Linked DNA regions of Homo sapiens: region 1 is linked to region 2. The links are chromatin contacts, found by Hi-C or POLR2A ChIA-PET in ENCODE. All regions are on one chromosome and are shown on one strand. Each heading gives the region's core, a stretch centred on a gene start or an enhancer-like site at or near the end of the contact. The rest is flanking DNA. Distances are from core to core; before and after follow the strand shown.

Region 1 (2,914 bases), core at 415-2,914, 700 kb after region 2:
CACTATGTTGGCCAGGCTGATCTCAAACTCTTGGCCTCAAGTTATCTGCCCACTTCAGCCTCCCAAAGTGCTGGGATTACAGCCATGAGCCACTATGCCTGGCCCGTTTTTATTTTTTTAAGGCCCAGAGCTTTTGCCTTAAGGATGAGTTAGTTTAAAAAAGAAAAATTGTTATAATCACAGTTAACTTTCACCCAGTTTCCTTTTTTAAAAAAATTTTATTGTATAAATAGAGACAGCGTCTTGCTACATTGCCCAGGCTGGTCTGGAACTCCTGTGCTCAAGGAATCTTCCTGCCTCGGCCTCCCGAAATTCCAGAATTACAGGCTGAGCCATCACTCCTGGTCTCGCCCAGTAGATGTTTCAAAGTAGATGTTTTCTAAAATATTTTACAATATTTACAAATTTTAAATAATAATAACGTTATCAATATTAATTTTGCTTATGCCAGGACTCCATCCCATTGGAGACAAACATTAAGTCTTATGGCAGACCTTACAGCGGGTGCTAGTTCCCACTCCCAAGCCTCTCCCCCGCCTAGGTCCTGCAGGTCCCGCGTGCTGCGAAACATTTTCTTTGTCCCTTTCTGCCCAGGGCGGCTGCCGGTCTCTCCAGGAACCGCGAGTAGGTGCTCCCGCCAGGTGGTATCGGTGAAAGCCTGCTGCTCACCCTTCCCTTGTTTCCCAAAACTTCTGAAGGCTCCCAAATTCCTGGGAGACCCTCTCCCAGGGCCTCCTGATGCAGCTACCATACTGAGCGATCCGTCGATAACGCCCTTGGCCCACCGATCAGTTTACCTTATTAGAGAGAAAAGCACTCTTGGAGGTAGTAAGATGGGCCGGTCCTTGATCTGAGAAATGGGCGCACAACATCGCTGTTCTCTCTGCAAAGGTGGGGACCAGAATCCAGCTTGCCTGACCTTGCAAGCAAGCATCGGCCTAAAGGTTTCAGCCTCCCAGTGGCGCTCTGTTTGCACGCCTTAGGCTAGGAGAGGAAGGACGGGAGCACAGCACTGGGTGCCCCTCTCCCTGTAGAGTCTGGGGCGGGGCTCAGTAAGAAGGCCTGCGGTTGGTGGCTCCCCACCTCATAGCTGCAAGTAGGGGCGAAAGCTGGAGTGTCTCCTCCCAGCAGCCTCCTCGCCTCCCCGCAAACCTCCGAATCTCCCTGGACCTCCTGGTTGCTGTGGCCCTTCCTCCCCTGATTGGCTTCCTCCCTCTTTCCCAAGGCCAGAGAAGTCCTCTCTTCCCCTCACCTTCCTCCCTCTTCCCATAAAACTTTTAGGAAAATGGGGGCGGGGGCGGTGGAGACCACCAGCCTGGAACTTCAAGTTCAATGGCAAAGTCCCTGACCCTCCCCCCAGGCTGGGCGCCAGCATTATTCTAGGGGCGATTAAACTCTTTTGCTGCCCCCTGTGCACCTCCCAGTTCGGGGGCAGTTTAGGGGAGGAGAGAAGGTAATGGTGGAATTCTTTCCCTCACTCTCCCCCGACCACTTCGTCCCCTCCCCCTCATCCCCTCTACACAGAACTAACTGGTAGGGAGAGAGGAAGAAAGGCTGGCATCGGTTCCTCATTGGATGTTTTAAATCTGTCTCAGGCCCAGGCCAGTGCCTGGGGGGAGGGGCGGGGTGTCCTGCTTTTGGGCTAGAGGCCCGGGGCCGCTCCCGAGCTTTCTCCCCTCTTCCCTGGAGAGCGACTGTTCGGGAGGGTGAGAATGGTATAAATTTCAAAAACAACGAAACCTTCTTTTGCCCCCTCCGCAGCAGTCGCCTCCGGGCTTTATTGCAAGTTTACGGTAACGAGTTCATCTATTTAATTCGCGGTTGCAGCTCGGGGATTTCTATTAGACAGGACGGGTTGGGGCCGGGGGGCACAGGGTCTCCCCTGAAGGAAACCCAATTAGAGTGCAGCACTTAGCACCTTCAATATAACTTTAATGAAGGGGGGGAGGGGAGCTGCAGGGAAGAGAAGTTTGCTCTAGGTTGGGGAAGGAAAGCTGGAGCTGCTCCCGAGAACTGGGGGGCCTGGATGAGGCTTTTTCCTGCTTCGAGGGCTTTCCAGCTTCCGGCCCGGGAACTACTATTTGGAGTAGGGATCGCCTGCAGGGAAGGCGGGGCGGATTCTCGGCTGGCGGCGGCCTCGCAGGGTTCCCGGAAGCGCTAGCCAGCCGGAGTAAAACCCGAAAGATGGAGCCTCAGGTTCGCGCTCTGCGTTGCGGGTGCTGGAACCGAGATTCAAAAAGAGCTTCCGGAGGTAGTTTCTACGCATTGCGCCACTACTCCCTTATTCGGCTTCTGGAGGCCTAATAAAATCCACTTGCTTTGGAGTTAGAAATTATTTCGGGCCTGGAGCCCGCGTAGACGCGACCCTGTGATCCCATTTCGTAGCTTGCTGAGAGATTCGCTGCGGGAGTTTGGCTCTGAGGGAGGGGAACGGTCTGGAGGGCAGCTCAGGGTACAATTGCGCCTTGTTAGTGAAAAGGCGCCCTGCTTATTTTCCGGAGTATATGTGTGTGCCTCTGCGTTTATTCGTCTGTGAGCTCATTGTCTGGATTCACCTATTGTGACATTGTGTTCACACGTTTGTCCGAATGGTAAGCAAAACATTTCCTCCTGTAGCTTAACATAGCCCTTATGTAAAAATAAATATCTGCAGGCGAATATAGGTTTGTAGATTTTGTTGTGATTTAAACACAAATAAGTGAGAGATTTCAATGTGGTCGTCCAGGGATAGGTGGGAGACTAAAATTGGGAAGGGATTCCCAATGAAAGCGTTTAATACAAAACGAAATTAAATATTTTTTGCACAGGTTCCATACAAGTAAATCCGAAAAAAAGTGTGTGTGGGGGGGTCCACACCACTAATTATTATGGCGAGGAAGATAAAGAAGACATGGACAGAAGGCGGATGGCTCTG
Region 2 (2,761 bases), core at 88-2,587:
AATGAATCAACAAACAAATATTGTTGAATGAATGAGACCTAAATTGGAAGGAAATGGAGGTCTGTAAGGTTGTGCCCAGACTGTTTTGGGTAAATTATTCAACATTACCTGCATCGGCCTCCAAAGTTAAAGGGTATCTAGTAGGAATTTAGAGGTAAGATTTTTTTTTTTTCCCCCGCTATATAGCAAAGTTTCAAAGGGTGGTTAAGGGCACAGAAAATTTGAGCCTCGGGCGGTGTCCTGCTCATCCCCCTGCACCCCACACCCAGGCCTGGCTGGCCCCACCCCCGCCAATCTTTGCAGCCCTGCAAAGCGCCCAGCCCGGCTGCGGTCCCGCCAGCGGGGAGCCATCCATCACCGCCTGAATGCCAGCCAACCCGAGCAGCCCCGCCTTCCTGCCAGCCAATAGCCGGAAGGCAGGGGGCGTGCGGGGCTCTAAGTGGTATAAAAGGGGTCCGAGGGCCAGGCCGCGCTACCTCTGCGCCCCCAGTTGGCTCTGCTTGTTGCTGGCGTCCTGTTCCGTGCCAGAGCCCCCGGGCCGGTGTTTCTGTGCGTGCCGTCTGGCTGGGCCCTGGCTCCTGGGGTCTGGGTTTCAGACGTGCCCCGGTGCCCATTCTGCTGGAGGAAAGAAGAGGCCCTGAGGCCCCCTTCCCTTATACACTTGGGGCCCGCAGGGTCGCCCACGAGGGCAAGGGGGTGGAGGAATGCAGAAAGATGCAGAGGGGCCCTGGGGATGGCAGGACACTGGAAGGCAGGCCCTGGCTGCTCTCCCGCACGGAACCGCCGGCCGCCCTTCCCGAAAACCAGTCCTCCGCGCTCCCCTCCGCGCCCGCCGGCTCCGGCCTGTGGCAGCGCTAATGAGGCAGTCTGGAGGAAGCCGGTGCCAGCGGGCAGGACTCTGGGCGGCAGGCCAGGCTTGTCATCCTGGCGGCTCTGCCGAGCTGCGGGCGCCACGTGGGAGCTGGGGGCACAGCAGCCGGCGGCCCTCCACCCCCAGCGGGGTCTCCGCCTCAGCCCCCGGAAAGCTGGGCCTGCAAACTCAGGGTCCTCTGGAAGGGGCAGCGCCCTTCCTTGCCGGCCCTCCCGGGTCCTCTGGCAGTGCTGCGCAGCCCGCTCTGCGCTGTCCTCTCCGCCGCGGCGTGGGTCCGTCGGCTGCTTCGCAGCCGCGCCGCTCCCCACAATCCCTCAGCCATCGCGGGCGAGGACACCTTTCCGGTCGCCTCTCGGCATTGCCATGCCCCCTCAGCCCCTTCCTTTTAACCTAGTACGGTTACTGTGTGGGCCAGGGGTTCGGATGGGCCTAGGGCAGGGATGCGCGAGAAAGCCACTTGTCCCCAGCAGTTCCCCATCCGGAGCCCCGCCCTGCGAAAACTACACCAAACACGTCAACCTGAGGCTCAGTGTTCCCTTCCGTAAAATGGGGAGAGCATCGCGTAATTCACAGGATTCGGTGAGCCAGTTTGTGTGAAGGGCCCAGCCTCCTGCCTGTCCCTTTACATTCCCGTCCCTGCTACATTGGAATAGCAGGGCCGAGGCGGGCGCGACCGCGTTGCTAAGAAGCGCATTTGCCCGTCCCTCCTTGCGGTCGCTTAAGGGTGGTGGAGGAAGCCAAGCCCTGGGTGTGGCCGCATATTTGCCAAAATATTTCTGGAAAATGTCTCCTTTCTTGTCGCCATACTAGCCCCTGAACTCCACGGAATTTAACCGAATACTCTTTTTTTTTCTCCCCTTCCAAGAGTTGCCATTTTGCATTATTTACTGGGACGGGTTACGTACTCAGCGCTTACAATGTAAATGTTTACATAACTATATCATTTTCTCTAATTGCAGAAGTAGTCAAGCCCGTTATAAATGTCCAATCTTAAACAGTTTTATAATGTAGGACTTGAAAGCCGCAGGGACAACTTCTATTAAGGTCCACGGCTCGCCACTTTCCCTCCTTCGCTGAAATTCCTGTGCCCACGCTGGCGCAGCACTAGCAGGGTGGGTCACGCGTGCAGGTTGCTAGGGCAACGTCCTGTCGCCGGCGTCGGAAACCAACCAGTAACTCTCAGGAGCCGGAGTCGGGTCCGCCCTGGGGGCGGAGTTAGTCAGCAGGTCGGTCCGGCGGGAGCGCGTTTCCTGCCGGTCCCTGCAGGTGGCACCATAGGATCGCGGATGCTTTCCTGGGGCGGGGCTTTCCTGGGGCGGGGCTTCCCGCAGTGCTCAGCGCACTCCAGGGGCGGGGCCGGGGTGGAGCCGGGGTGGAACGTGAGCCACCAGCTGCAGTCCGCAAAGGATCGAGGGAAACGAGCTGTCCCGGGACGCAACGCTAGACAAGCTCAGGGACGCATTTACAGGGACGCAGAAAGTGTACGCGTCAGAGAGTGGAAAGGAGAAAACAGGTTCTGGGACGGCGACAGAGAAGGGAAGTCGTGTCGCCCAGAAAGGCTATACAATCTCCACCCTTCCCGTTTGTCCCTGCGACACCCTTTCACCCTCCTGTCCCTCCGGACCTGCAATTCTTCACACCCTCTGCAGCGCACAGGGTGCTCAGGACACATGTGCACGGTGGGGGCTGGCGATGCTTCCTCGCCCCCACCACCCGCAAGCTTGCAGAGAGCTGTAGTGCCCAGGATGTATGCCAGGATAGGAATTCCACGGTTCCAGGCATGCCAAGAAAAATAGCCATGCTGTTTCTCGGTTTGTTCAGAGGAAGCCTTACCTCTCTTCCCTTCTGGAGTTTGGGAATGGAAAAAATGACTCAAGGAATCCCCAGCGG

The links. Hi-C counts contacts between places; a loop is a spot of excess contacts on that map. ChIA-PET counts read pairs that join two places held with the same protein, here RNA polymerase II (POLR2A). Pooled maps may share reads with other maps.
Region 1: a pooled map shows a loop between it and region 2 (6-fold over the local background). The contact joins the promoter of PRAC2 here to the enhancer-like site in region 2. A Hi-C loop is called at or near these places in 1 of 37 single-sample maps with no recorded cell type and 6 of 50 pooled maps. POLR2A ChIA-PET finds 5 or more read pairs at or near these places in 1 of 52 experiments (A673).

Annotation. Positions count from the first base shown.
Region 1 is chr17:48,721,521-48,724,434 of GRCh38, forward strand. It overlaps PRAC2 (PRAC2 small nuclear protein), which reads left to right and starts at 1,665. Exons shown (of 2, transcript NM_001282275.2): 1 at 1,665-1,793; 2 at 2,808-2,914. The coding sequence starts at 2,891. PRAC1 (PRAC1 small nuclear protein) reads right to left here and starts at 998. Exons shown (of 2, transcript NM_032391.3): 1 at 798-998; 2 at 199-379. The coding sequence starts at 872. The coding sequence ends at 281. MIR3185 (microRNA 3185) reads right to left here; the gene lies at 2,888-2,914. RefSeq lists enhancers at 944-1,458, 1,459-1,974.
Region 2 is chr17:48,023,119-48,025,879 of GRCh38, forward strand. No RefSeq gene overlaps it. Among named protein-coding and RNA genes, the nearest start is that of MIR10226, 8.4 kb to the right of the region's middle. RefSeq lists a silencer at 1,255-1,384. Within about 2 kb of position 1,338, at least 33 of the 41 ENCODE cell types and tissues checked have a DNase peak (open chromatin) inside an H3K27ac peak, as active enhancers do; they include A673, where a contact is called at or near this core.